2 separate regions of the Homo sapiens genome follow, and region 2 is linked to region 1. Evidence: chromatin loops called from intact Hi-C (ENCODE). Cell type or tissue: ascending aorta. All regions are shown on one strand. Links, peaks and the distances in the headings refer to the core of each region. The heading gives the core; the rest is flanking DNA. Region 1 has its middle 34 kb from the start of MFAP3. Region 2 has its middle 44 kb from the start of MIR3141.

Region 1 (15,494 bases), core at 2,991-10,990:
GGAGTTACATGATCAGTGTTGCACTTCAAAATATATGTTAGAAGAAAGCTAAAGAACTAACAAACCTTTGCTTTCACATATATTTTTGGTTTAGATGAAGTTAAAGTAAGTGGTGCCTCAGTAACCCACCTTTCATAGACTATGGAATTAACAGATGGTGCTCAAGGACATGGGAAAAGGGCAAAAATAAAAGGGAGTATTCAGGTTAGGGGAGTGCCAGTTTCAGAAAGGAACCTCATTATTGGAGTTCTGTTACATTACTGGACATGTAATATCCTCAATTAAATTCCACTCAACATTGTCCAAGACACCTATATACATATGGAAGATCTAAGGGGAAGATGGTTAGGGTGAAAGAACTCGCACTGGGAATGGATACCTGAGTCCTAGGCTCACCTTGGCCACTACTGGTAGACTAAGATGATGCCTAGGGGACCCTCCCCTCTCTAGAATGCTGAAATGCACATACATTATTAGCAGGTAGGAGGGTCAAAGGAGGACTCCCCCACCTGCTCACCAAGCGACCTTAGACAAGTTTTTACTACTTTATCACTTCACTTATTTGTGAAAATCCTATCTCATCAGGTTGTTGTGAGGGCTAAAATGCCAGGCTCTGAGAAAGCAATCAGTAAACATTAGGATCACTCTGTGACTGTATAGCTTACTATCTAATGGCTCACACATTAGCACTAAGGCAGGAGAAAGTATTTGGAAATGAATGTTTCCTTAAGAGAAAAAGAGGCCTCTTGCAAATTAAGAATTCATGTTACATATTACATTTTTCTGTATCCTTTTGAGACTTGGTAACATTTTGGGAAGCATCTTGCACCACCCATCTGCCCAACATTTGCTCTCTGGAATATCTTTCCTCTAACAGCTTGGCCAACTCCACTTTGAATGTGTTCAGTGCTGCTATCCCTGGTCTATTCTGAGCATGTTATTAACCTGAGCTTTCATGTATCAGTATACATTATGCTAACAGCCAACTTCTTAAAAATTTCTGAGCATCAGTGCAGAAATAAGCTTGGGTGGTTTCTTTGTGGTCTCTTTGCAGCCCCCAGGGATATTAATGACAAGTCACATACCCTCTAAATTCTTATTATTTTTAAATAACTCAGTTTAAAATTATAAATTTAATCCATGCACATTGTTTAAAAATATGAACAGTGTAGAAGGTTTTTAGGTTAAAAAAGAAACACTCTTTTCTTTGCCTCCCACCTCCGGCTCCCTAGTTATACTACCCATATATTCAGTATTTTATGCATCCTTCCAGGAATTTTCTCCCTCCCTTCCTTCCTTCCTTTCTATATATATTCTCCATAACTGTCTTTATTTTACACAAATAATATACCATCTTTACTTCCCACCTCCCTTCCTGTATATATTCTATATAATTGTATTTTTATAAAAATGTGACTGTACTCTACAGATCCTATATCTTGGACTTTTTTACATACCAGTACCCACAGATCTGCCTCATTCTTTTGAGTCTTTTGAGTGACTTGCTGGGATTCCATTAATGGAATGTACCCTTTAGCCAACCCCTCTTGATGGACATTGTGGATGTTTGTTTCCAATCTTTTGCTTTTACAAACATCTCTGCAACAAACATCTCTGGAGATATGTCACTGCACACTTGAAGTAGTTTATCTGCAAGATAAGTTCTTCAAAGTTTGAAAACTCTGAATAGCATCCTCCTATATGTTTGCCAGACCATGAGCATATCACTGCTAATGTCAGTCTCCAAAAAGAGCTTCTTACAAGGCTAGTGGCTGCCTTATTTGACAGCAAGGGAAAAATCAATACTGTAAAAGTTGTTAATCTTTATTGTGAAGATTGGTGATAATGTAACACAGTGCTTAATGAATATCTGGCATATCATAGTTGCCAAATAAATGGTGGCTATTAGTTATGTTGCCTTTATCCTTGTGAACAACCAGTCAAAATTTATCTCCAAGTCCTGAGGCTAAATATAACTACAGTCAATGGATTGGTATAATATTAGTTAATTTTAGGTGGCACTTTTTTTTGGGAAACTCAGCAATTAAGAGGAATGTCCAATGGGACAAGAAAGTCCTTTTTAGATGGTAAAGGGAAAACTACAAAACATTATGCTTCAATATTAGAAATTTTCTCTGGCTAAGTCTCCAAGAAGCCTTCACATTTTCAACAAAATGAAATCAATTTGTAGCTGGTAGGTATTAGCCTGAGTATGTAAAGAAAAGTAATTGCCAGCTTAAACCAAGTAATGTTAATTTTACTCTTAGCAAGTATCACGAGAACATTATTTAAAGGAATCCTGAGCTAGAGATAGTGTATTTGCATTCTATTCATTCACTTATTCAACAAATGTTTATTGACCACCTGCTAGGTGCCAAGCAGGATTCCAGGTTACAGAGGATGCAGTATGAACCAAACCTATATGGGGCCTGCAATTAAATGGCCATGTGACCTTGGACAAGCCCCTTGCCCTACCTGGACTTTACTCTCCACATCTTTAAAATAAGCTGGCTGAACTACATTATCTCCAAAGATCCTCCCAGATGTATCATTTTGTGCCCTCCTTAATGCATTCTTTTTGGGGTCTTTTTGGTGGGTTTTTGTTTGTTTGTTTGTTTGTTTGTTTGTTTGTTTTTGAGATGGAGTCTCGCTCAGTTGCCCAGGCTGGAGTGCAATGGCACAATCTCAGCTCACTGAAACCTCCACCTCCCGGATTCTCCCACCTCAGCCTCCTGAGTAGCTGAGATTACAGGCACCTGCCATCATACCCGGCTAATTTTTGTATTTTTGTAGAGATGGGGTTTCACCATGTTGGCCAGGCTGGTCTCGAACTCCTGACCTCAGATGATTCACCCACCTCAGCCTCCCAAAGTGCTGAGATTACAGGTGTAAGCCACTGCTCCAGGCCTCTTAATGCATTCTTAATGGTGATCTCAATCCAGTGCAGCACTGATTGATGTACATGGCACTTGAGGGTACCACAAAATCCTTCACAGGTGTACTGCCAAGCTCTGACCAATGGGTACTACGTTAATTTCCTTGAGCTACCATACTAAATTACCACAAAGCTGATGGCTCAAGACAATAGAAATGTATTCTCTCACAGTTCTGGAGGCTGGACTTTTGAAATCAAGGCGTTGACAGGGGCCATGTTCTCTCTGAAGGCTCTAGGGAAGGATCCTTTCTCGCTTCTTCCTAGCTTCTGGTGTTGCCAACAATCCTTGGCGTTTCTTGGCTTATAGCTGGATCACTCCAGTCTCTGTCTTCATTGTCACATGGGTGGTGTCCTCCCCGTGTGTCTGTGTCTCTGTTTTCTCTTGTTATAAGAATGGACAGTCACTGGAGTAGGGCTCACCCTAATCCAGTATAACCTCACCTCAACTAATTATACCTACAAAGATCCTATTTCTAAATAAAGTCACATTCTGAGGTTCCAGATGGACATGAAATTTGGATAGGGGGACACTATTCAACTTAGTCTAGCTACCATTTCTTTTGGCTTCTTACCAAAAATATGGACTGTTCCAGCAGTGTTCATCTGCAGACACTGTGCTGGAAAGGTCATGCTGCCTCGTGCAGAGAGGGGTGGGTTTGAGGAAGAGGTAGGGAGTACATCTGAGCATCAAGGCTGGCAACAAAGGAGCGGTTGTGTTTAATGGAATCTGTCAGGCTGTGCCCTGCAGACATGTACATCACTACAAGCATGGTCAGGTTGAGTGCCCGGGTTGTTCCAGGCAGTAAACAGCTCTGTGCAACAGCAACACTGTGTTTGGGATGACAGAGTAAAGAGCGAAATAATTGTGGAAGCTTTTCTAGACACTTGGGGACTTTATAAGATAGTGCTGTCATCATGATTACTTTTGATTGTTGATTTCTTTGATGGTCTTTTGAGTCATTTCATCCCTTCTAGCTGAGCACCAAAAATTCAGGCATTTAAAAGAGTGTGCTGGAAGGCTGATGGCTGGGCTGTGCAGGGCAGGTGTTAAGGACTCTAGCTCTGAAGGGGATTCCAGGGCAGAACGTCTGCTCTCCCATTTTATTGGCTATGTGTCTGTGGAAATGTTAGTTTCTTTCTCAAAGCTCAGGCTCCCTTGTCTATAAATTGAAGATAATAATAGAGCCTCCTCAATCATTATGTTAAGTAAAATAAGCCAGGCACAGAAAGACAAATTTTTCATGTTCTCACTTATTTGTGAAAGCTGAAAATTAAAACAATTGAACTCATGGAGATAGAGATTAGAAGGATGGGCCAGGGGTGGTGGCTGATGCCTGTACTCCTAGCACTTTGGAAGGCCAAGGTGGGTGGATCACTTGAGGCCAGGAGTTTGAGACCAGCCTGGCCAATGTAGCAAAACCATGGGTCTGCTAAAAATACAAAAATTAGCTGGGCGTGGTGGCATATGCCTGTAATTCCAACTACCTGGGAGGCCGAGGCATGAGAATCACTTCAACTCAGGAGGCAGAGGTTGCAATGAGCCAAGATCATGCCACTGTACTCCAGCCTGGGCAACAGAGCAATACCAGGTCTGTCCCGCAGACCCTAGCCAACAGATGAAATGAGTACTCAGACACAGGTATGCAGTATAAGAGCAGCTAGGTGACTGCCTGGCTGTAGTGGCCAGAGAGCAGCCCCGAGAAGCTGGAGCTGCTTGCTTTATTCAGTGTAGGCACAGTGCCGAAAACCTGGAGCCAACACAACCTGCAGGTAATTAACATTTATTGTTCCCCTTTCAGGGAACATCACGGGTGGATGATCAAAGGCCAGTTCCTGGTCAACAATAAGTAAACAAGCTTGATCAAGATAAATTCCCCTACACTCCCTTGCACCTATTCCTTGCCCTCTGCCTCAGGGTCAGAGAACAGCTGCCTTCAGCTATTCTCCCCCGAAGCTATGCAGATCCTTCCAACCTTTCAGAAGGCCTGCTCCTTTCCCTATAGTTTCTCCCACCAGTCTGACCCATCTCCTACAGAGCAAGACTGTGTCTCAGAAACAAAAAACAAAAAAAAAAAAAAAAGAGAGAAGAAGGATAATTACCAGGGGCTGGGAAGGGTAGTGGGGGACAGAGGGAAGTAGGGATGGCTAATGGGTATAAAAAAAAAAAAAAAAGATAGAATGAGGCAGGGCATGGTGGCTCATGCCTGTAATCCTAGAACTCTGGGAGGCCGAAGTGGGTGGATTGCCTGAGATCAGGAGTTCAAGGCCAGCCTGGGCAACATGGTGAAACCCTGTCTCTACTATAATACAAAAAATTAGCTAGGTGTGGTGGTGTGTGCCTGTAGTCCCAGCTACTTGGGAGGATGGGGCAGGAGAATTGCTTGAACCCGGGAGGTGGAAGTCGCAGTGAGCTGAGATCATACCACTGCACTCCACCCTGGGTGACAGAGCTAGACTCATCTCAAAAAATATATATATATATAGAAAGAATGAATAAGACCTGGTATTTGCTAGCACAACAGGGTGACTGTAATCAAAAATAATTTAGTTGTACACTTTTTAATAACTAAAAGAGTGTGAGTGGCTTGTTTGTAACACAAAGGATAAATGCTTGAGGGGACTTACCCAGATATGATTACTACATATTGCATGCCTGAATCAAAATATTTCATGTAACCCATAAATATATACACTTATTATGTACCCACAAAAATTAAAAGTTAAAAATAATAATAATAAAACCTCCTCATAGGATTGTAGTGAGAAAGAAATGTGAGGAAAAATAATTCATGTGCAGCATTAAACAGTGTCAGGAATATAAAAATGTGCTTAATAAATGTTTGTTTCTATTAAAGTATCTACTCATTTTTTCCTGTGCTGGAGGATCTCTTCCAACAAAAATATAAACATGCTAATTCTCTCATATTAAAACACACAAAAAAACCTTTCTTGATTCTGTTCTCCAACACCCTCCCTTTACAGTGAAATTTTGCAAAAGAATTTTTATTCTCTCTGTCCCCAAATCTTCTCCTCCCATTCTACAAAGAGGCCCTTGCCCCTCTCCCAAACCCTCCCATGATGTTGTGGTCTTCTGTGACCTCCAGGCTGCTAATTCCAGTGGTCAGTTCTCAGTACTCATCTTACTTGGCCGGTCAGCAGCTCGTGACTATTGACAACTCCTTCATTCTTAAAACACTTTTTCACTTGGGTTCCTGGAGCATCACTCACTCCTGACTCTCTACCTATTTCCTTCCTATACTGGAGTGCCCTGGGGGATTCCCTGGACTTCTCTCTTTTATCTTTGCTTCCTCCCTAACTGATCCCATCCAGCCATAAGGCTTTAAATACCATCTCTGATGGCACATAAACTTAGATATCCAGCCTGAACATTTCTCCTGAACACACCCTTTCAGCATCTCTATTTGGATCTCAAATAGACATCTCTAACTTAACATGTATGAAATCGAACTCCTGATTCCCCTCTCTGGTGAAACCTGGTCCTTCTGCAGTCTTCCCCACCTTAGCAAATGGAAACTGCCTCCTTCTAGTTGCTTGGAGTAAAACTCTGGAAGTCATCCTGACTTTTCACTTTTCTCTTTCACCCTGCATCCAATCCATCAGCAAACCTTGAGAGTTCGACCTTTAAGATAAATCTAGAATCTAACCACTTCTCTTCACCTTCACTGTTTCCACTGAGGTCTGAGCCAGCCGCATGTCTCACCTCTATTATAGCAATAGCCTCCCAACTATACTTCCTGCTTCTTCCCTTGGCCCCTTTAGTCCATTCTCTATCCAGAAACCAGAGTGATCCCACCCTTGGCTGCACATTAGAAACACCTGGAGAGTTTTAGAAATTCTAATCTCCAGGCCATATCTCAGACCAATCTAATCAGAATCTTTGGGGATAGGACTCAGGCACAAGCATGGGTTTTTTCCTTTTCTTTTCTTAAGTCAGATTGTGGTACTCTTCTACCCAGAAACTTCCAATGGCTTCTCAGAATAAAAGTCAAAGCCCCCACACTGGCCATGAAGCACTTCTCAGGCCCACCTTGCCCACCCTTAGGAGAGCAAGGACTTTGTTCTGCTCACTGCTCTGTCCATAGTGCCTAGGACCATGCTTGGCACACAGTAGAGCTCACTAAGTATAAATCGAAAGAATGAAGAAAACCCTGAAACCCACTGAGACCAGACAATAGTACCTGTAGAGCTGGTGATGGCCACAAGAGGCCGCTGTTGTGTCGTGGAATGGACAGGAGAGCGGGCAGCTGCTCTTCCACAGCCAGCAGGCCTAGCAGAGTTTTGAGTGGGAACAGCAGGGGGGCACCTAGGTGGTCAAGCGGACAGCTGGGACGTGGAAACATGTTTATTATCGCCCCCCCAGAGCCTCGTGCTCAACACCAACCCTGTTGGCTCCTAGAGATCAGCTGCAGCCCATATTGAGTAAGCTTTTTGAAGGGAACACACCAAAGTGAGAGCATTTCAACAAATACTCAATGGGGTTTGATGGACGCCAGTTCCTGCAGAAAGCCGGCGGGAGAGAAATGAACTTGGCCTGGTCCTGGTACATACAGCCCAGGAGCTGAATTAGATAGAGTTGGGGAGTCACTCTGAGTTGTAGTCCAGAAATTAAATTTCTAAAAATTGCAGAGGGACAGGCATAGAGCCTAGCTTGAATGCTTCCCTTCCTGAATCAGGAAAGTTCCAGGGCCTGTTCTTTGCCCTTCCCTCATTAGTGCGGGATCTGGCCAGCAGCCCGCAATGCGACGGGGCTCTCTCTTTGTTCCTAGGTGGATTGGCAGGTTGAGAAATAATAGACACACACAAGATAGTGAAAGCTGGGTCCAGGGGGTCACCGCCTTTTGGTCCCGCGGTGCCACCAATGCACTGGATATACCAGCATTTATTATTAAGTTTAGTGAGGGCGGGGGTAGGTTAGTGAGGGATTTAGGGTCGTTTGATTATGAGGTGAGATGGTCACATGGGGATGAAGTAATTCTTTAACATAACATTTGTATGTAGAAGTACAGTGCATTTGTATGTAGAAGTACAGTATACAAATAATTTACAATATAGTGTGTGCATCAGTAATTTCTAACAGAGCCTTAAAACAGAAACACAGTCTTTCCATAATCTATGATTAGCAAGATATTAATCAGCAGTAACAGTTGCAGCAAAAGCTGGTTACAAACAATCCATAGAAACAGGACGTGAAGCTAGACAATCGGGTAGACCAGAAATTCTCAGAAGGGAGTATGCCTTAACCCTAAAAAGTCCTAGAAGAGCTGTGGCAAGATGAGGGCATTTATAGCCCTATCTTATCCATATGGACAGGCGCCCCCCATGCGTCCATTTATAGACTCTCCACAAGGGTCTCATTCCATTCCCAGAGCTATGAGCATCTGCTTTTCTGGGATAGGAATCTTGGTGATGTGAAACCTCCCTGACTGCACGTCCATTCTTAGGCTCTCTGCAGGGGGAAGCACATCACGCGCTGTTGGCTCATTCTGGCAGTCCAACCTGGCATTGTCTTTACACAATCCTGCATGCAATTTTGTATTTACAATAATCAGGAGCATTTCATCTTTTATTCCGTAGCAATAGTTTCAGGGGGTCTCCCTACACCTCATTAATATAGCCATCTACATATTCATATGCATATATATGTATATATATGCATATATTTACACATACACACACACACACACACGTGTAGATAACATAATATATAAAACTGAGACCCAGTTCTCCATAAAACTCACCCAGTTTTATTCTCTATGATACAGTATATAAAAGGTCTGGGCTTGGAAATTTTTTTTAAAAAAAGGGAGCCAGGCATAGTGGCTCACACCTATAATCCCAACAATTTGGGAGACTGAGGCGGGAGGATCACTTTAGGCCAGGAGTTTGAGACTAGCCTGGGCAACATAGCAAGACCCTATCTCTACAAAAATTTTTAAGATTTCTGTCCCACTTCTATCTGTGTGACTCAAGATTTACATATGAAGAAGGTGGTCAGCATACCTGTGTTCCCTACTTCATGGGTATTAATCAAATGATGAAATATTGTAAACCCTCCTTGTGAATTGTGGAAATGTCAGGATGGTTTTTCTTTTGTGTGTGTGTGTGTGTGTGTGTGTGTGTGTGTGTGAGAGAGAGAGTCAAAGAGAGGGAGGATCTCACGCTGTTGCCCAGGCTGGAGTGAGTGGCACAATCATAGCTCACTGTAGCCTTTACCTCCTAGGCTCAAGAAATTCTCCCACCTCAGCCTCCCAAGTAGATGGAGCCACAGGTGTATACCACCACACCCAGCTAATTGTGTGGGGGGGGCGGGGGGAACACACGCATGCGTGAGTGCATGCATTTGTGTAGACAGGGTCTCACTATGTTGTCCAGGCTGGTCTTATACTCCTCAAGTGATCTTCCCACCTTTGCTTCCCAAAGTGCTGGGATCAGGATGGTTTTTCTGATGATGGTGGGATGACTTATTAGCTTTTACTAGTGGCACTTGAAGCCACCAGGAATTTAACAGAAGACCCATCCAACCACAGATCCAGGGGAGCCACAGGATTTATTTGCATGTTGTTTGCATACAGTTTAAGAATAATAATATTATTGACCAGGCGTGGTGGCTCGCACCTGTAATCCCAGCACTTTGGGAGGCCGAGGGGGGCAGATCACCTGAGGTCAGGAATTCGAGACTAGCCTGGCCAACATGGCGAAACCCCATCTCTACAAAAAATACAAAAATTAGCCAGGTGTGGTGGTGGGAGCCTGTAATCTCAACTACTCGGGAGGCTGAGGCAGGAGAATTGCCTGAACAAGGAGGTGGAGGTTGCAATGAGCCAAGATCGTGCCACTGCACTCCAGCCAGGGTGACAGAGTGAGACTCTGTCTCAAAAAAAAAGAATAATAATATTATTAATAATAAGAGCTAAAATTTATGGAGCCTTTGCCATAGGCACTTAAACCCATTACATGTAATTTTATTTAATCATCACAACAAATATATGGGGTAAGAACTATTCTAATCCTCCATTATATATAGATGAGGAAACTAAAATTCAGAGAGGTTAAGTTGCCCCAAATGCCAGGCTAATTAATAAATGAGACTTGGACCGAGGCAATCAGCTCCCTTCCCCATCCTCCACGTCAGAGCCTGCTGAATGAGCCAGGAGGATGACGAAATCAGACTTCTCAGAAAATGGCAGCAGGATGTGGTAAACCCGCTTTGAATCTTAGGGTCATGCAGACCTGGTGTGCATTCCAGCTTTACTACTTCTTTTGTTGTTGTTGTATTTTTTTTTTTTTTTTTTTTTTGAGAGGGAGTCTCACTCTGTCACCCAGGCTGGAGTGCAGTGGCGTGATCTCGGCTCACTGCAACCTCCGCCTCCCAGGTCCAAGCAATTCTCCTGCCTCAGCCTCCTGAGTAGCTGGGATTACAGGCACATGCCACCACGCCCAGCTAATTTTTGTATTTTTAGTAGAGACAGGGTTTCACCATATTGGTCAGGCTGGTCTTGAACTCCTGACCTCAGGTGAACTACTTGCCTCAGCCTCCCAAAGTGCTGGGATTACAGGCGTGAGCCACCGCGCCCAGCCCAGCTTTACTACTACTGAACTGCATAAGTGGGCAAGTGATTTATCTCCTCTACACTGCTGGTTTTTCCTCCAAAAGATGAAGATAATATTTCCCCTGAAAGGAGGTTGTTGTGAAGATTAAATTAGATAATACTTAAAGCACCCAGCCTAGTTACTGTCGACATAGAGGTCCATTAAATATTAGTCTACCCCTGTGTCCCCATTAAAGATGAAAAAACCAAAGCACCAAGAGGCTAAATGTCTTAGCCCCTGTGACCCAGTGTGTTCCCCTAGACTTTGTAGTCAGTCCTCAGGCCATCTCCAGATGAGATTTTATCCTTGCTGCAGTTAGTAGTCTAGGACCTAAACTTTTCTCAGTTCTCTCTTAGCTAATTTCTGATCTTCTCCCTCCTGGGATCCTGAGAGAGAGAGAGCTACTGGAAGCCTTTATGCAGCCTCCCTCCTTTCTTGCTTAAAAGGATAAATGAGGGAAGGAGAGGCTAAAAGCTCCCTTGGTCATCAAGAGAATTAAGGCGAGGAGAAGGGGTAATGTGGAGGGCAGAGATCAGTGGCTCAGGTCACGCCTGCTCTCCAGTCAAGAGCCTCTTAGCTCTAAGCCACCCACTTAGGTACAGCAAGATTCACTTAGTGGCACAGTCTAGAGTCACATGTGGTATTAGAGCTGAAAAAGACCATAGAGATTATTACATTTTCAGCCAAGCTTTATATGTGGTAGATGAGGCATCATAGGGAGATTAACTTGCTCAGAGACTCTCATTAACAGAGCTGGCCTCAGCACCCCAGGGTCCTGGCTCCCTGTCCTCTTTGCCTTGTACCACTCTGACTCCCATGACCTTGCTAGTTCTCTGCAGAGCCATTGGCCCTGGAACTTGGCATAGTCAACGCTACGGTGGTGAACTTTACCCTCCCACTGCCATCTTCTCCCCAGTACTCTTGCTCTGCTGTGTACCACTTAGGCTTCTGGCTACCCACGACCCCACACTAAGGTGCCTTCTCTAGGCAAAAACCCAGGTCCCAAAGCTTCCCCTATGCCCATTTCTCTATCAAAACTCACCTTTCCAACATCCTAAACAACTGTAAGATTCAAAAGAAAGTCTGCTATGTAATAAACTCCCCCATGTTCATGACTGATAGTGGACTCAAATGGTTCTATGGTGGTTTCTTTTTAAAACTGATCTCCTAGAGAAATGAACCTTTACTCGAAGGTTAAGGCACTTAAGGTAGAATTCTGGGAATTCTGAAGCAGAAAATCCTCCCAGCACACCTCCAAGAGTACAGTTGAGACAACCACCACCATTGCCACCATGTGATACTAGTCCTGGGTTAGAGGTATGTGTGTTTTCAAGCACTATCTTGATAATGATCTGGTCTCTTTTATGTATCTGAGAAATGCCCTTCTTCTTATCATACCAAATCTAAAGGCATTCATCTCCATTTCCTTGGAGCTCTCTTTTAATCCATCTCTCCTTTCCACCCAGTGCCTGCAGTCAAGAGAGTGCAGGAAAGGCGAGGAGGGTCCCAGCTGCCCTGTTACTGCTTCTTATAGCAACTCCCGAGGCAATTACATTCACCCCTTTCTAAAATTCTCAAGCACCAAGTTTCAAATGCCTCATTCCCACAGGACTTTACCTCTTTCTTACAATGCTGTCTAGGTAAATGGTAATAATGAAAATGATGGTGGTGCCAGATGTAATGGGTTTCTTCTCCACGTTATGATTCATGGTGGTCTGAGGGATAGAAAGAGCCCATTTGGATAAGCACAGTAGTCAAGAACTGAAGTTTATGCCTGCTGTCTTGACATAATTATTAATAGTGCCTTTCACTCTCAAAAGTGTCCTGGTTTGGGTGACAAACTATTTGGTCATCCTATTAGGAGCACAGGCTTTGAAGTGGATTTGACCTGGGTTCAAACCCCAGCCTGTTTCTTACTAGCTGAATGACTTTGAACAAGTTACTTAAGGTCTATGAGCCACAGTTGCCAAATCTACTGATAGAGAATACTATTAGCACTGAGTTCACAGGGTCATTTGGAAGGACTGGCCTTGCACATTGCCAAGCACATGGTAAGATTGCAACGTGAGTCACCTCCAATTCTAAAGTTACAGAGCATACATTGTACAACTTCATTTGTGGACTCACCTAGGCAGGAAAGTAGACTCTTGAGGATGTTTTGCATTGGAAAAACCTGGACTTGTAACCAGACAGACTAGCATTCAAATCCCAGCTGCACCACTCACTAGTTCTATGACCCTGGGAATTTAAATGACCTTTCTGAGCTTCACCTTGTTCATCTGTGCAATGGGGATTAAAATCTCAGAGTTGTTGTGAAGGGAAAATAAGATAAAGGTATTAGAAAGCACTCCATATGAACTCAATAAATGCTGCCTCTTATCATTACATTTGCCCAGGTACACATCCAGGGTTCACTGGTAAGGGAAGAAGCAGATCTAGCCCTGTGCTCTTTCAGTTATATCTTATGGTCTCTGGGGACTGCATTCTTCTTCCTCCATTGATCAAAATGTTGTCCTAAGCCATCGGCATTATTTCCCACTCTAAATCCTTCTCAAGCTCTCCCCCTCTTTATCATGGAAATTAGAAACAAGAAAAGGAAGCATCATGATGACATGCAGCTGGCCCCAGGGTTTTTGGATTAGAACCAAATTTCATGTTTGTGGAACTGATGTCAATTTGCTGGCTATGTGACATTGGGCAAATTACTCCACCCCACTGAGCTGCAATTTCCTCCTGTGTAAAAAGAAAATAATACCCTTTGCAGGGTGAGCAGCAAACCCAAGTCATTCTAATTCCCAAGCCCATGCTTTTAACCTTTATTCTGCTTCAAGTTCAAGAGCTGTTTAGTCTCATGGCCATTTGGGCAGCAGTTAAGATGATAGCAGGTAGTGAGACCAAAGTTTCTGGACTAGAACCTACGTTTCAGGTGCATGGGATTGAATTCAAAAGATTGGGATTTGGGCTAAGGTATGAAGTATGACGCTACCTCATTCGAAAATAGTGTACAAAGCATCTGGCCTGTTTTTTGTTTTACATAACTATATCCCTGTAGCATAAACCATGGCCCACCAGCCAAAACCATCCTGCCACCTATTCTGGTAGCGTTTTACTGGAGCAGAGCTATGCCCATTAATATATGTATGCAATATGTCTGCTTCCTTGGAACTATGGAAGATTGAATTGTTGCAACAGAAACTGTATGGACTGCAAAGGGTAAAATAATGTGCTATCTGACCCTCTACAGAAAAAGGTTGCAACCCTGCTCTAGGGCATAATACCACTTTAAGTTTTAATAATGATAATTACAAGAATACGTGGTGCTGAGTGCTTACTCTATGCTGAGTGCCGTTCTATGGCTTTATATGTATATCTTATTTGTACTTGCAATAAATCCATGATATACACAATTATTCCTATTTTATGAGTAAGGAAACAGACAGAAAGAGGTTAAATAACTTGCTGGAGATCCAGTGGCTGGTAAATGGCACAGTTGGGATTCTAACCCAAGTAGTGTCAAGTATTACATTTCCTTGGAAGTTTGCAAACACATTTTCTTTCCTGATCAACTTGACCACTCATGATATGAGAGACAATTTTAGATGGTTCATAAACACCTTATTAAGAAACATCCTCTCCTATGGTGAGAAAGCCATTCCCTTTCAAGTTCACTTTAACATGACAAATCTCCCTTTTAACAGAGAGAGTGAACAGTCTTTTCACACACAGCAGTACCTTGCTAAAATTTAACTTCTAAATTAAACTTTTAAACTTAAATTTTAAATTATATTTAAAATTTAATATATTTAAAATGTATTGCTTCATTTCATAGCATGTATTTTTTGTGGTCACCTTTTATTTGTGGAAAACAATCCTTGTTTTCTCTTCACAGCAATTTCCTTTCAAAAGAAATTTATTTAAGGATAAAAAAATACAGTCGATTCAGATATTAAGACCATGTTAATAATGGTGCCGAGGGTGTGTAAATATGACACAAATCATGACCGTGGTACAGAAATGAATGACAGAGACCAGGCGCAGTGGCTCATGCCTGTAATCCCAGCACTTTGGGAGGCTGAGGCAGGAGGATCACTTGAGGTCAGGAGCCCAAAACCAGCCTGGCCAACATGGTGAAACCCCATCTCTATTAACAATACAAAAATTAGCTGAGTGTGGTGGCGCACACTTGTAATCCCAGCTACTCAGGAGGCTGAAGCAAGAGAATTGCTTGAACTCAGGAGGCAGAGGTTGCAGTGAGCTGAGATCGTGCCACTGCACTATAACCTGGGCAACAGAGCAAGACTCCATTTCAAAAAAAGAAAAAAAAAAAAAAGAAATGAATGACAGAGATAGGAAGCCCTGCCCAGAGCACTGGCCCAGGAGTAAGGTGTCGTAGCCCTCAGCCCAGCCAGCAGCAGTTTGGTATATGGCTGTGGACAGATTGTCCCCTCCCTGAGCTCAGATTCTCTATCTATTGAGTAAGGAGTTTAAATTAAATTATCTCTAACATTCTGTGGCATCCTAGTTTCTTCTTCTTGGCCTGGAATTTACTATACTTTAACTCGAGCCAATATTAAATGAGACGTGTTAGAGATCCACCCTTTCAAGCCCCGTAAAGACAAAGGACTCCACTGCACCCACTATGTCTTTTCCTCTTTGAGTGAGTCTATTAATTCCTATCTAGATTCCTGCCGAAAAAGGTGAGGAGATAAATGCATGTAGTGCAGGATTCAATTTGTGCTTCTTGCCTAGAAATTAAACAGGTCTGGGTTGGTCCAAGGTGTTTACAGGAGAAAGATAAGTTCTTTGACATGTCCTCATTCACAGCGATTCCACCTGGGCCCAGCAGGCCTTCTGATGGGTTTTCTCTCCCTTTGGAGGGCTCTGTGTCTGCTCACCCAGAGACAGCTGTGGCCATACCTCATGATGGCTGGGGAAAAAAAAAGAGAAG
Region 2 (15,494 bases), core at 2,746-10,745, 570 kb after region 1:
CAAGCTGGTCTCACTCCTGAGCTCAAACAGTCCTCCTACCTTGGCCTCCCAAAGTGCTAGGATTACATGTGTGGTCTACCATGTCCAGCCAGAATGGTCGTTTTTAATTTCTGCCAGTCTGCTAGGTATAAAAAGTTATCTTTTTTTTTTTTTTTGAGATGGAGTTTCCCTTTTATTGCCCAGGCTGGAGAGCAACGGCATGATCTCAGCTCACCGCAACCTCCACATCCCAGGTTCAAGTGATTCTCCTGCCTCAGCCTCCCAAGTAGCTGGGATTACAGGCATGTGCCACCATACCCGGCTAATTTTGTATTTTTAGTAGAGACAGGGTTTCACCATGTTGGTCGGGCTGGTCTTGAACTGCCAACCTCAGGTGATCTGCCTGCCTTGGCCTCTCAGAGTGCTGGAATTACAGGCGTGAGCCACCACGCCCGGCCAGCTATCTCATTTTAGTTTGTGTTTCTTCTATAACCTAAGTGGTGAAATAGAAACATAGGTTTTCTTTATGCCTTCTTTTTGTTTGTTTGTTTTTTGTTTCTTGTTTTTTGTTTGTTTGTTTGTTTTGAGACGGGGTCTTGATCTGTCTCCCAGGCTGATGCACAGTGGCGTGACCTCGGCTCACTGCAACCTCCATCTCCCAGGTTCAAGTTAAGTGATTCTCATGCCTCAGCTACCCAAGTAGCTGAGATTGCAGGTGTGAACCACCATGCCCAGCTAATTGATGTATTTTTAGTAGAGACGGGGCTTCACTATGTTGGCCAGGCTGGTCTGGATCTCCTGGCCTCAAGTGATCCTCCTACCTCGCCTCCCAAAGTGCTGGGATTACAGGCATGAGCCACCACACCTGGCCCGCCTTGCTCTTTCCTAATATGTATTTCTGACACAATATTCTCTTAATTATATAAAATAAGCCTTTATACTAAGTCTTGTTATTTGATAGAAGTGCTCCTCCTAGGTCTTCTAGTTTCATAAATTTCCTATCCTTTGCTCTCCCATGTGACTCTAGAATAAGTGTATTAAATTTTGCAAAAGATTTTGGTGATGTTTGATTGGATTGCTTTGTACTTACAGATTAAACTGAGGAGAACTGACATCTTTTTTTTTTCTTTTTGAGACGGAGTTTGCATCTTGTCGCCCAGGCTGGAGTGCAATGACGCAATCTCAGCTCACTGCAACCTCCGCCTCCCAGGCTCAAGTGATTCTCCTGCCTCAGCCTCCTGAGTAGCTGGGATTACAGGTGTGTGCCACCACACCTGGCTAATTTTTTTATTTTTATTAGAGGTAGAGTTTCACCATGTTGGCTGCTCTGGTTTCAAACTCCTGACCTGAGGTGATCCATCCACCTCAGCTTCCCAAAGTGTTGGGATTATAGGCGTAAGCCACCACGCCCAGCCAAGAACTGACATCTTTTGCTCATGATCATGATATATCTTGCCATGATTAGGATCTTTTTTTTTTTTTTGAGACAGTCTCGCTCTGTCGCCCAGGTTGGAGTGCAGTGGTGCAACCTTGGCTCACTGCAGCCTCTGCCTATGGGTTCAAATCATTCGCCTGCCTCAGCCTCCTAAGTAGCTGGGATTATAGGCGTGTGCCACCATGCCCGGCTATTTTTTTTTTTTTTTTTTTGTATTTAGTAGAGATGGAGTTTCCCCATGTTGGTCAGGCTGGTCTCGAACTCCTAACCTCTTGATCTGCCTGCCTCGGCCTCCCAAAGTGCTGGGATTATAGGTGTGAGCTACCACACCCAGCCTCAGATCTTTTTTTTTTTTCTTTTTTGAGATGGAGTTTCACTCTTGTTGCCCAGGCTAGAGTGTAATGGCTCGATCTCGGCTCGCCGCAACCTCTGCCTCCCAGATTCAAGTAATTCTCCTGCCTCAGCCTCCGGAGTAGCTGGGATTACAGGCATGCACCACCACACCACGTAATTTTTTTGTATTTTTAGCAGAGACGGGGTTTCTCCATGTTGGTCAGGCTGGTCTCAAACTCCCAACGTCAGGTGATCTGCCTGCCTCGGCCTCCCAAAGTGCTGGGATTACAGATGTGAGCCACCATACCTGGCCTATTCAGATCTTTAATTAACTTTTTCAGTAAAGTTTCATAAATGCCTTCAGAAAGATGTTTTTTGGTTGGAGTATTTCTAGATGTTGTATGTTTGGTTTTGCTTTGCTTTTGCCAATATTTTTTCCCCCTACTATATGTTTATGATTGATTTTTTTTTTTTTTAATTAGAGACAAGGTCTTGCTATGTTGCCAAGGCTGGTCTCAAACTCCTGGCCTCAAGTGATCCTCTTGCCTTGGCTTCCCAAAATGTTGGGATTATAGGCATGAACCACTGTACCTGGGCTATGATTAATTATTATTGCTGGATTTCAACAAAGCTATTGGTTTTTTCCATGTTGAGCTCATAGCTTAGCTCTTGCTGAAATCTCTAATTGGTTTTAAAGGTTTGTGTCATTAATTCTCTTCTGTTTTTAAGACCTCTGATCCTATCATTGACAAATAGAGTTTTCTATCTTCCTTTCAAAGATTTACACTTTTTTTCTTTTTCTTGTTTTATTACATTAGCTAAGACCTCCAATATAATGTTGGGTAGAAGCAATAATAGTGAGAATCCTGTTTTTTCCTGACATGCATGGGTATCCTTATAAGTTATGAAATATGATTGTAAATACACTATTCTCACTTTTATCTTACTCTTTAAAATCAACTTTCAGTATTCTGAAAACCACCTTCCTTTTTTTATCCAATAATTCTCTCTTGATACTAATTTACACAGGGAATGATGGAAATGAGGGAGTATGCTAAAACAAATAGAAACTTCTGCAATAATAGAAATATTCTACGTGTGTGCTGTCCAATATCATAGCCACATGTGGCTATTGAGCATTTGAAATGTGGCAGTACAACCAAGGAACTGAATGTTAAACTTTATTTAATTTAAATTTAAATTTACAAACTTATATTTGATTCAGTTATTGGAAAACTTTTAAGTATGCTTGGAACAACTAGGGTATGTAAGCTATTTTTCAAATGTAACTTTTATCATATAAATACTGATCAAGTGTTTCTAGTGAAAATTTAGTGTCCAATTGAGGTGTGTTGTAAGTACAAAATACAAACCAGATTTCAAAGATTTGGTTCCAAAAAAAGGAGGTAAAATAGCTCAGTAATTGAAGGGGTGGCCTGCCCCTCCACACATGCGGGTATATCGCACCAGGTGGGACAAGAGACTGAGAAAAGAAATAAGACACAGAGGCAAAGTATAGAGAAACAACAGTGGGCCCAGGAAACCGGCACTCAGCATACGGGGGACCTGCACCGGCACCGGTCTCTGAGTTCCCTCAGTTTTTATTGATTATTATTTTTATTATTTTAGTCAAAGGAATGCGGTAGGAGAGCAGGGTGATAATAAGGAGAACGTCAGCAAAAAAAACATGTGAGCAAAAGAATCTATGTCATAATTAAATTTAAGGGGAGGTACTATGCCTGGATGTGCACGTAGGCCAGATTTATGTTTCTCTCTGCCCAAACATCTCAGTGGAGTAAAGAATAACAAGGCAGCATTGCTGCCAACATGTCTCGCCTCCCGCCATAGGGTGGTTTTTCTCCCATCTCAGAATTGAACAAATGTACAATCGGGTTTTATACCGAGACATTCGGTTCGCAGGGGCAGGCAGGAGACAGTGGCCTTCGTCCATCTCAAGTGCAAGAGGCTTTCCTCTTTTACTAATCCACCTCAGCACAGACCTTTTACGGGTGTCGGGCTGGGGGACGGTCAGGTCTTTCTCATCCCACGAGGCTATATTTCAGACTATCACATGGGGAGAAACATTGGACCATACCCAGCTTTTCAGGGCAGAGGTCCCTGTGGCTTTTCACAGTGCATTGTGCCCCTGGTTTATTGAGACTAGAGAATGGCGATGACTTTTACCAAGCATACTGCCTGTAAACATTTTGTTAACAAGGCACATCCTGCACAGCCCTAGATCCCTTAAACCTTGATTTCATGCAAGACATGTTTTTGTGAGCTCAAGGTTGGGGCAAAATGGCTGGGGCAAAGTGGCTGGGGCAATGTTACAAATTAACAACATCTCAGCAAAGCAATTGTTTAAGGTGTAGGTCAAAATGGAATCTCTTACGTCTTCCCTTTCTACATAGATACAGTAACAGTCTGATCTCACTTTCTTTTCCCTACATATCCCCCTTTTCTTTTTGACAAAACCGCCATCATCATCATGTCCCGTTCTCGCCGGTCGCTGTGTCTCCGAAGCTGCTGGATACACCTGTAGACTAACAACAGAGAGAACAGACATACAAGGATTAATACAAAATTTGCAATAGTGGAATTTTCAGTGGTTTTAACCCAAGTGACAGGGTTAAGATTTGTGAGGCTATCAACAGCTTTTACCATTGCCTCAGTTTCTGGCACCAGATTTAACTGGGCTTTTGATGCCTCAAAAATTTGTTCTTTTAATTTTGAAATATTTAAAGTAAGATTATCTTCTCTTTTTTGTAAATGGCATCTAACCGTGTCCCAGTGATGTTCAGATTTATTATAGGCTCGAGGTGTAATACAAAAATCTGATGTATTCCAGTCACACTGTAACTGAAAAAGATATTTCAGGCTCATGAGCCTATCTCCCATCCAAATGACAGTTGTCTAAGATCATTAATTTGGCTTGCCAATTTTTGATCTATTTGAGTCTGAGAATTTCACAATTTTGAGGAATTCTTTTGCCAATTATTTACATATTTTGCAGCTTGAACAGAGCAGTGTAAAGCAATTCCAGCAGCCACAGCAGTAGCTGTGATTGCAATAAGATCCATAATCACTGCAATTGAAGTAAAAATGAATCTTTTGGATCTAGTTAGAACTCCTTTTAATACTTCTATTAAAATATGGACAGATGGGGAAGCCTCCCATGGTCGGTCCGTGGACACAGGGATCCACACACCCTCTTTTGCCCTCACTAGCAGAATATGGTGCTGCCAATCAAAAGTTGAATCAATACAAGTAAACAATCTACAATTTTCACAGGTTATAGTTTTGGAATCTGGTTTAATAACTATGTTTCCCACAACTAGCATATAAGGGGGTTTTACACAACTTTGCAAAGGAATTGTCAGATTGGAATTTAGGTCGATAGTATAATATGGCTTACAATTTCTTGTTTCCATAACTTGATTTCCAGACCAAATTCTAATGCGGTGCGAGGCCACAGTGAGCTTCCATAATTTTGAGTGTTCAGGACCAGTAACAAGACTAACTAACTTTGGTTGGGGTGATGAAATTCCCTTTTCACCCCATTTCCATGGATAGGGTGATTCTAACCTTATATAAACCTGGTCTAGCCTTTCAGTCAAATCACTATCATAGGCCGGATTAGTGGGCCAGACAGATGGAGCCTGTGAATATGAGTGAGTCTAGCCCATACAATCATACTATAATTGTCCTCAAGGGGCCCAGTCTATAATAGTTCCAAATTTATTGTTTTGTAATACCACCGCAGTATCAGCCACACATTCTTCCCAAACTAAGACTTTTGGGTCTTTTGATTCTTTGGGAATTTCCTTGGGGCAAGTTTTTTCTTTAGGCTTAAATTTTAATGATCTTTGATAAGAAGAGTCCTGTAAATTATTCATTTGTGACCCGAGCGACATTCCACTTACCATGTAATAAGTAAATTTACTGGTGGCACTGACAGTAGGTACTTCTACCAACCAATTTTTGGGTTGTAGGCCTTAAGCATCCTGGTGCTTTCCCCAGGCAAATAGGAGGATAATGATACCCAATGGAAATGTTTATCATCATTTCTTCTTCTTTAGGTTGGACAGGGCCATGGTCATCTGTGGGGCCTGGTACTCATGCACTATTATTAACATATACTTCAATAGGATTATCTATCCAAGTGACTGCCGGAATTAAGGGTGGGAAAGGCACATAGGCCCAGTAAGTATAATTAGCTGCAGCTGCTCCTGCAGACATAGGGAGACTTACCACTGTTGATACAATCATTAAAGCTGGAAGCAGCATATTCTCTGGAGTTTTTGTTACCCTTGTGTTTTTCAGGCTTTTTTCAGTTAACTGTGTCAGCTTCTTTTGTTGGGCCCAGGTCGGCTGCTCCGCTTTCTTGGTGGATGGCAACTTCATCTGTTCTTCCGATATCACCATTTTGTTCACCTGGCGAGTCAATGATGCTCGATTGCAGGTTTTCTGTCTCTGTGGAGGCACTTTTCTTTGCATCTCAGATGGGTTCATTGTAGAACTTTAAATGTTTAGTGGGTATCCAAACAGGAAGCTGATTTTCTCCTTGTGAAACACAAGCAAAACCTGTCCCCCATGTTATCACCTTACCTATTTCCCATGTCTTATTTTTAATGTCTTTCCACCAAATCAGTTTTCCCTCATATGGGCTGTTTTTTTTACCAGTAAAATGTTGCTCTGCAGAAGTAGTGGTCTTATTTTTATAAATGTCTAAAAAATTTAAAGAGTGCTAGATTAAGTTGCATCTGGGGAGTGTTATGCTCCTTACTTTCTTTTTTTTTTTTTTTTTTTTTGTTTAACCAATTGAGCTTTAAGTGTTCTATTAGTTCTTTCTATTATGGCCTGTCCTTGGGAATTATAAGGGATTCCTGTTGTATGTGTAATTTTCCACTTATTTAAGAATTTTTGAAATGCTTTACTACAGTATCCTGGCCCGTTATCTGTTTTAATTTTTTTCTGGAACTCCCATGGCAGCAAAACAAGATAGTAAATGTCTTTTAACATGAGGAGTACTTTCTCCTGTCTGGCAGGTTGCCCATATGAAATGTGAATAAGTATCAACTGTCACATGGACAAATGACAATTTTCCAAGTGAAGGTACATGTGTGACATCCATTTGCCATAATGCATTAGGACATAAATCTCTGGGATTAATTCCCGCCTCCTGAGTGGGTAGGTGTAGGACTCGACACTGACTGTTTCCATGTGATATCAAATTTATTTTTTAATCCTGTTGCATTTACATGAGTCAGGGCATGAAGTTCTTGTGCTTCCATAAACGCAGATGATAGTAGCAAGTCAGCTTGTTCATTTGCTTTAGTTAAAGGCCCTGGTAAATTAGTGTGTGCTTGAATATGAGTAATATAAAATGGGAAATTTCTTTTTCTTACAGTTTGTTGTAACAAATTAAACAGCTGATTTAACTGATCATCCATACTATATTTGATTAGGGCTGTCTCAACATCCTTTGTAGCCTGTACTACATATGTGTAACAGTCAATTAATTTGTCTCATTTGTGTAGCACACAAAATATCATCAACATAATGAATGATATAACAGTCTGAAAACTTGTTTCTAACTGGTTGAAGAACCTGAGCTACAAAAGTCTGACAAATAGTTGGACTATTAAGCATTCCCTGAGGCAACACTTTCCACTGAAACCTGGTGGCTTGTTCTTTACTATTTATGGCTGGTATAGTAAAAGCAAATTTTTCAAAATCCTGTTTTGCCAGAGGAATGGTAAAAAAGGCAATCCTTTAGATCAATTATAATTAAAGGCCAATCTTTGGGAATCATGGCTAGAGAGGGCAGCCCGGGTTGGAGAGGCCCCATGGGTTGAATTACTGCATTAACAGCTCTTAAGTCAGTTAGCATGCGCCATCTGCCTGATTTTTTCTGAATTACAAACACAGGAGAATTCCAAGGCGAAAATGAAGGCTCATTATGTCCCTTTTCTAATTGTTCCTTTGTCAATAAGTGTAAAGCCTCCAGCTTTTGTTTTGGTAGTGGCCACTGATTTACCCATACAGGCTTTTCTGTTTTCCAAGTTAATGGAATGGGTTTTGGAGGCTCTACAGTGGCCACTCCTAAAAAGGATACTCTATTCCTTTTCTTTCTGGATTTTCCTTAGCCTTAATTGGGACTTTAATGCCTTCTCCATTCTTTCCTAGTCCTTTGCCAGGGAGATATCCCATTTTAGTCATGATTTTTTGACTTGTGGGGCTGTATAGGGAGACTGGAATAGTAATCTCTGCATGCCACTCTTGTAACAAGTCTCGGCCCCATAAATTAATTGGAATAGAAGTAATCATAGGCTGAACTGTACTCTCTTGATTATTAGGTCCTAGACAATGTAAAATCATGGCACTTTGATACACTTCTGAGGTGGCGCCCACACCAACAAGTCCTGTAACAGACTTTTGTTTAGGCCAATTTTTTGGCCACTGATTTAAGGTAATGATAGAAACATCAGCCCCAGTATCCACTAATCTTTCAAACTGCTTTCCCTGAATAGTGACTGTACACACAGATCTATTCTCTGAGAACTGACTACTCCAATAAACAGATTTTCCAGCAGGGTTGGTACTTCCAAACCCTCTTGTTCTTTCTGTTTTGCTATCCCCAATTTTAATATAAGGCAAAGCAATAATTGAGCAATTCTATCACCTGGATTGGCACTCCAGGGAACAGTGGAGTTAATCACTAACTGAATTACCCCTTTATAATCTGAATCAATTACCCCAGTATGAATTTGGACTCCCTTCAAATTTAGACTTGATCTTCCTAAAATAAGGCCTACCATCCCTTCTGGCAGTGTACCATATACCCCTGTAGGAATCTTTTGCGGGGGCTATCCAGGGAGTAAAGAAACCCTTTGAGTAGAACATAAATCTGCTGCTGTGCTGCCCGCTGTGGTGGGGGAGAACTGTTGTATTGTTGTAATTGGCTGATTCCCTGAAATGGTGGTATTTGCTGTGGGGGTTGTTGTCCCTGAAAACCCTGAGGAACAAATGGCTGAATCGGGAACGCCCCACTTTGTCGCGGGGCCTGAGGCTGGCCCCTCTTCCCATTTCCCGATAATGGTTGCCCATTTTTATCAAATTTAGAATGACATTCCTTAGCCCAGTGTTTTCCTCTTTCACATTATGGACACAGGCCAGGTGGCTCTTTATTTTTACTCTGTTTATTTAAGACTGGGCAATTCTTTTTTAGATGACCAATTTGACCACAATTATAACATTTCCCCCCAAATGTTCTAACTTGTCCTCCTAAAGCAACCCCCGTAATTGCTTGAGCCAATAGCATTGCCTTATGCATAGCTCCTCCAATCCCATCACAAGCCTTCACATATTCTGTAATTACATCAACTCCTGCTGGAACATTTTCTCTTAATGGCTTTATGGCTGATTGACATTCTGGATTTGTATTTTGATAAGCCATTATTTCTACAACAACTTTTCAGGCGTTATCATCTGCAATAGATTTTTGAGCGGCATCTTGCAACCTTGCCACGAAGTCTGGATATGGCTCTTAGAGCCTTGTCTGATTGAACTAAAAGAATGGCAGGAGGTTCCTGGGTCCTGAATTTTTTTCCCAAGCCCTGAGGCAAATAGTCCTTAGTTGTTCAATAGCCTCATTCTGCATTACTGATTGTTGGTTAATAGTGCTCCAATTTGGACCTGTTCCTAGCAATTGGTCTGCATCTATATTAACAGCAGGATAAGTAGCCTGATTTTTCCTTACCTGTTCTTGTACTCCATCAATCCACCAGGTTTTAAACTGTAGAAACTGAGAGGGTGAAAGGGAAGACTTAGCCAAAATTTCCCAATCATAAGGAATAAGTCTATTTCCATGAGCAATGGAATCTAATAATGTTCTCATATAAGGAGAGTTGGGTCCATATTGTTTAACTCCTTCCTTCATATCTTTTAACATTTTCAGGGTGAAAGATTCATATCTAATCTCAGTTTGGACAGAGGCTCCTGCTTGACTCCCTTTCCCAGCCAGTATCGGTTGTAAAATTACCGGGTACTGCCATGCCTCAAGATCTCCCTGTTTTCTGGCTAATGGTTTTATGCAGTGTACTATCTTGTACACTAGCTGGTGCTGTAGGATCAAACGCCATCGCTGTGGGTTGCTGATATAGTGCCCTGCTATTTGGGACAGGACACCCCGCCTGAGATCTATACTGAACCTCTGGAAGCAGCTGATACTGAAATTTGACTGGCGGCCAGTATTGATAAACTACCAGTGGTTGGGTTTTATTTTCTACCAGCTGATATTGTGGATACTGTGTCTGGATTGGCATTGCCGGGATAGAGACTCTATCCTTTTCTACTTGATATTCTCTTGCAGTTTGTACTTGTCTAACCTGCATTTGAGGTTGTAATGTCACAGGCATCTGAACCGCAGGAGGAGGAGTTGATGGCCGTCGTGGTTTAAACTCTGATGACCCAAATAATTCTGGACCTCCTTCTGCCAATTTTGATGATTCAGGATATATTACCTCCTGTAATTGATTATAGTCAACAATTTTGCATTGACCGAGCCATTACAGACTCTGCTACATTTTTACAATGTGAACTTTCCATTCCTTTCTTGAACTCTGTTCCTGCCTCTTCTTCACAATCTATTACACAGCTCTCAGGGGCATCAGAAACTGAAACACTATCTTCTTCTATTTGAAACGGTTCTAAAGTTGCTTTAATAATGGCCCAGTCATTCCATACTGTAAGTGGGATGATTTTACCTTCCCTACTTGCTTGTTTTAATTCTTTGCCAATTTTTTCCCAATCTTTTAAATATAAAGTTCCCTGTTCTGGAAACCATGGGCAGAATTGTTCTATTGTTTGAAATAGCATAATTAGATTTTCTGTAGAAGCTTTAACTCCCCCTCTTCTTAAGATAATTTTAATGAAGCTGAGATAAGAGGCATATTTACTTTCAGCTTGCCCCATTGTTACCCTGGATTCCTCCGAGCACACAAGCTTACCGCAAGGTTGACCGTGGACATACTTGGGAATCTCTCATCAGCTGTTCTCAATGTTCACGTTCTTAGCATACCTTCACCCTAGAGAAAGGCCCCAGATTGGGCGCCAGATGAAGGGGTGGCCCGCCCCTCCACACCTGTGGGTATATCTCACCAGGTGGGACAAGAGACTGAGAAAAGAAATAAGACACAGAGGCAAAGTATAGAGAAACAACAGTGGGCCCAGGAGACCGACACTCAGCATACGGAGGGCCTGCACCAGCACTGGTCTTTGAGTTCCCTCAGTTTTTATTGATTATTATTTTCATTATTTTAGCCAAAGGAATGTGGTAGGAGAGCAGGGTGATAATAAGGAGAAGGTCAGCAAAAAAACATGTGAGCAAAAGAATCTATGTCATAATTAAGTTCAAGGAGAGGTACTATGCCTGGATGTGCACATAGGCCAGATTTATGTTTCTCTCTGCCCAAACATCTCAGTGGAGTAAAGAATAACAAGGCAGCATTGCTGCCAACATGTCTCGTCTCCCACCATAGGGTGGTTTTTCTCCCATCTCAGAATTGAACAAATGTACAATCAGGTTTTATACCGAGACATTCGGTTCCCAGGGGCAGGCAGGAGACAGTGGCCTTCCTCTATCTCAAGTGCAAGAGGCTTTCCTCTTTTACTAATCCACCTCAGCACAGACTTTTTACAGGTGTCGGGCTGGGGGACGGTCAGGTCTTTCTCATCCCACGAGGCCATATTTCAGACTATCACATGGGGAGAAACGTTGGACCATACCCAGCTTTTCAGGACAGAGGTCCCTGTGGCTTTTCACAGTGCATTGTGCCCCTGGTTTATTGAGACTAGAGAATGGCGATGACTTTTACCAAGCATAGTGCCTGTAAACATTTTGTTAACAAGGCACATCCTGCACAGCCCTAGATCCCTTAAACCTTGATTCCATACAACACATGTTTTTGTGAGCTCAAGGTTGGGGCAAAGTGGCTGGGGCAATGTTACAAATTAACAACATCTCAGCAAAGCAATTGTTTAAGGTACAGGTCAAAATAGAATCTCTTATGTTTTCCTTTTCTACATAGATACAGCAACAGTCTGATCTCTCTTTCTTTTCCCTAAAAGTAATGATTTTATATTGATTACATGTTAAAATGTAATATTTTTATATAGTAGATGAAATATCTTATTAAAATTACTTTCACTTGTTTGCTTTTATGATTCCTAATGTGGTTATTAGAATATTTAAAATTACATTTGTGATTGCCTTTATATTTCCCTTGGACAGTATTTTAGAGAATGCAGTGGTGAGAGGAACCAGCCTCCCTGAACTTGAGGTCATGGCCCTGTGACTTAGACCAGGCCTCTCATCCTCTCTGAACTTTGGTCGCTTTGTGTTAAAAAAAAAAAAAAAAAAAAAAAAAAACAGAGATAAATCTGCCCCTGTACATCCTCTCAGTGCTATTGTGAGAATCAAATCAAATAATGCACACAAAGCTGTTTTATAGGCTGTAAGAATAATTAAGAGCAACAATTGCGTATTTTTAGCTTTTGCTAGGAGCCAGGCTCAGTGCTAAGTGACTCCACGCATTTCTCTCACAGGCCCTATGAGGCAGGTACCAGTACTACTCCCATTTTGCACATGAGGAAACTGAGTCTGAAAGAGGCTGAGTGACCTGCCCCTTGGCCCACAGCCAGAATGTGGCACTGCCAGGATCCCAAATCAGGCTGACTGAGTCGAGTGCCCACATCCTCAACCCACAGCACACCAAAGGGAAAAAAAAAAACAAAAACCAACCTACCTACTGAGATTTGAAAAGCCAAACCCCAGGCAGGCCGCAGTGGCTCATGCCTGTAATCCTAGAACTTTGGGAGGCCAAGGCGGGCGGATCACCTGAGGTTGGGAGTTCGAGACCAGCCTGGACAACATGGTGAAACCCCGTCTCTACTAAAAATACAAAAAATTAGCCAGGCATGGTGGTGGTCACCTGTAGTCCCAGATACTCAGGAGGTTGAGGCAGGAGAATCACTTGAGCTGGGGAGGTGGAGGCTGCAGTGAGCTGAGATCACTGTCACTGCACTCCAGCCTGGGCAACAAGAGTGAAACTACAACTCAAAAAAAAAAGAAAGAAAAGAAAAGCCGGACCCCAACTCCCAATCGATCTCAGAATCACAGACATCTGCCCACAGTTTTGCAGGTACTGGAGTGCTCTGCTGAGGAGGGTCAGCTGTGGGTCCATCCACACTCCAGCTAATAAGCCTGGGCAGGCCTGTCAACCTCTCTAAGCTTCCTCTAAAGAGTTAAAGCACTCACCCTCTGCTGGTAATTAAATGAGATAATGCCTAGAAAAGTGTTAGCACAAACCGGGCATGGTGGCTCACGCCTGTAATCCCAGCACTTTGGGAGGCCGAGGCAGGTGGATCAACTGAGGTCAGAAGTTCAAGACCAGCCTGGTCAACATGGTGAAACCCCGTCTCTACTAAATACACAAAAATTAGCCGGGCATGGTGGCCGGCACCTGTAATCCCAGCTACTCAGGAGGCTGAGGCAGGAGAATCACTTGAACCTAGGAGGCAGAGGTTGCAGTGAGCAGAGATCGTGCCACTGCACTCCAGACTGGGCAACAAGAGCGAAACTTCGTTCCAAAAAAAAAAGAAAAGTGTTAGCACAATGCCTTGAACGCAAGAATAACAAATTTTGGGTTTTTTTTTTTTTTTTTTTTGAGATGGAGTTTCGCTCTTGTTTCCCAGGCTGGAGTGCAATGGCACGATCTCGGTTCACCAGAACCTCCGCCTCCTGGGTTGTAGCGATTCTCCTGCCTCAGCCTCCCAAGTAGCTGGGATTACAGGCATGCGCCACCACACCCAGCTAATTTTTGTATTTTTAGTAGAAACGGGGTTTCACCATGTTGGTCAGGCTGGTCTCAAACTCCCGATCTTAGATGATCTACCTGCCTGAGCCTGCCAAAGTGCTGGGATTACAGGTGTAAGCCACCACACCCGGCGGGAATAACAATTTTTAATTGTGGCCTTTCCTCCTTCCAACGTGACACCAAATACCAACTGTGTGGTTTGGACACCTTGCTCAATCTTTTGGTTCCTGGGTTTTTTTGTTTTTTGTTTGTTTGTTTTGTAAACAGGGATGAAGGTAGCTTCCGCCTCAGGATTTTGCATGTGGGTTATTTGAGAGTAGGATACTCCTAGATACAGTCAATACTGAACAAATTTGGTCATTTCGTACTCGTGATGTCCTTGGTCAAGGGCTCTCCTCTGGGCCGGTGGTGGTTGCAGAGAGAAGCCCCCGCCGCCGTCGCTCCTCGGGAAAGGAAGTCGCGGGTGAACAACCGAATATGCGATGAAAAGGGCAAAGTAAGAAAGCGCACAGCGGCCCCCGCCCCGTGGAGCGCTCCTTTGGTCCCAGGCGGGAGGCTTGCTGGAGCCCAGGAGCTGGAGGCTGCAGTGAGCCGTGTTCGCCCCACTGCACTCCAACCTGGGCGGCAGAAGAGCGAGACCTCGTCTCTAAAAAAACTCAAGAAACTAAAAAAAGAAAGCACATCTCTTCCAGCAGAAGGCTCCCGGAGGCCCGGGCTGAGGAGGAACTGGGAGAATGGGGCAGCAAAGAGAAAGGGAGAGCAGCTTTGCCTCTGAGGCGGCCTTGGCCATTTGCTGTAGGGCCTCGCTGCCTTCGCACTGGGGCCACCTGGGTGAAGTTTACCCTGGCTCCCGCCTGCTGCACCGTCACCTCCGGCCCCTCATTACGGAAATGAAGACCACTAAGGAGCATGAGCGTCGTAACCGCCCGCCTGGGGTTGACTTCTCTTGGGGTGATCAGCCACGTGACCCTAGCCACCCGCCTCCTTTACACTACGCCCCAGGATCCCCGGCGGCAGAGATAAAGAGCTGGACTTTAGACTCAGACGACCGCGCTCTTAAACCTTAGATGACCTCATCCCAGCCAGGTGATCTCGCAAGCTCCCGACGCTGTGCTCAGCTCCTGTCTCCTGCGCTTGGGTAAGCGCTTCTTAGCCCGGCCCCGCCAGGGTTACGCGGAGGATTGAATGGCACTCTTCCCACACTGTGCCTGGCGCGTCCAGGCTCGGTCACTTAAGGCTGCTTTCCTGAACCACCGCAGGTCCCTTTTCCCACAGCCGCTCGAGTCCCCGTCAGCAGCTTGCTTGCCCTCTCAGGACTTGTTTGCAGGGTGCTAAAATGGCACTGGGGCTGTGGTGGCTGGCAAAGCACCCTGCAAATATTAATCCCCTTTCCATCCCTAAAACTTTGAGACCCGCCATTTAGCCTTACGGGGCCCGGTTTCCTCCTCTAGAAGCTGAAGATAAGTGAGACACTTCCACATGAGGTTGTACATTTACTATTCATTCAGCCAGCCGTTTTTTTTTTTTGAAGTGCTGGGCACAGTGTGGTCTCAGGCAGGCCCTACCCATGTCCTCCTCTCTCTTTCCCCTGGCGGGTGTGCAGGCCCCTGGAGGTTCCCAGGGCTAGTCTAGGCACCAGAATGCTGCTCGGTGAGAAATCTCAGAGCAATGTGGAAGCTTCTAATAGAGCTGTATTTACTCAACCACAAGGGACTAGCCTTTATTCTGAAATTTCCTGTTTGTATCTAGTTGTTAAAATGTCCATTTCTTTTATGAAATGATGGTAACCAGGGCTGGGAGTTTTCTTTTTTCTTATTTATTTATTTTGAATTGAGACGAGGTTTCTCTATATTGCCCAGACTGGTCTC

The links. Peaks named below come from ENCODE experiments on the same cell type or tissue, not always from the same donor. Only the 100,000 strongest peaks of a DNase experiment are listed, where the experiment ranks them.
Region 2: a loop joins it to region 1, with 4 times the contacts of the local background. A loop is called at or near these places in 19 of 110 quality-filtered maps.

What each region holds. Positions count from the first base shown.
Region 1 is chr5:154,065,329-154,080,822 of GRCh38, forward strand. No RefSeq gene overlaps it. Among named protein-coding and RNA genes, the nearest start is that of MFAP3, 34 kb to the left of the region's middle. RefSeq lists an enhancer at 7,066-7,115. In ascending aorta, for the core only: a CTCF peak has its summit at 7,150 (motif pointing right); a DNase peak (open chromatin) is centred at 7,173; H3K4me3 peaks cover 333 bases; H3K27ac peaks cover 277 bases.
Region 2 is chr5:154,632,782-154,648,275 of GRCh38, forward strand. No RefSeq gene overlaps it. Among named protein-coding and RNA genes, the nearest start is that of MIR3141, 44 kb to the left of the region's middle. RefSeq lists enhancers at 14,424-15,086, 14,748-14,857. In ascending aorta, for the core only: CTCF peaks have their summits at 7,658 and 9,855; no DNase peak of the experiment used is centred there.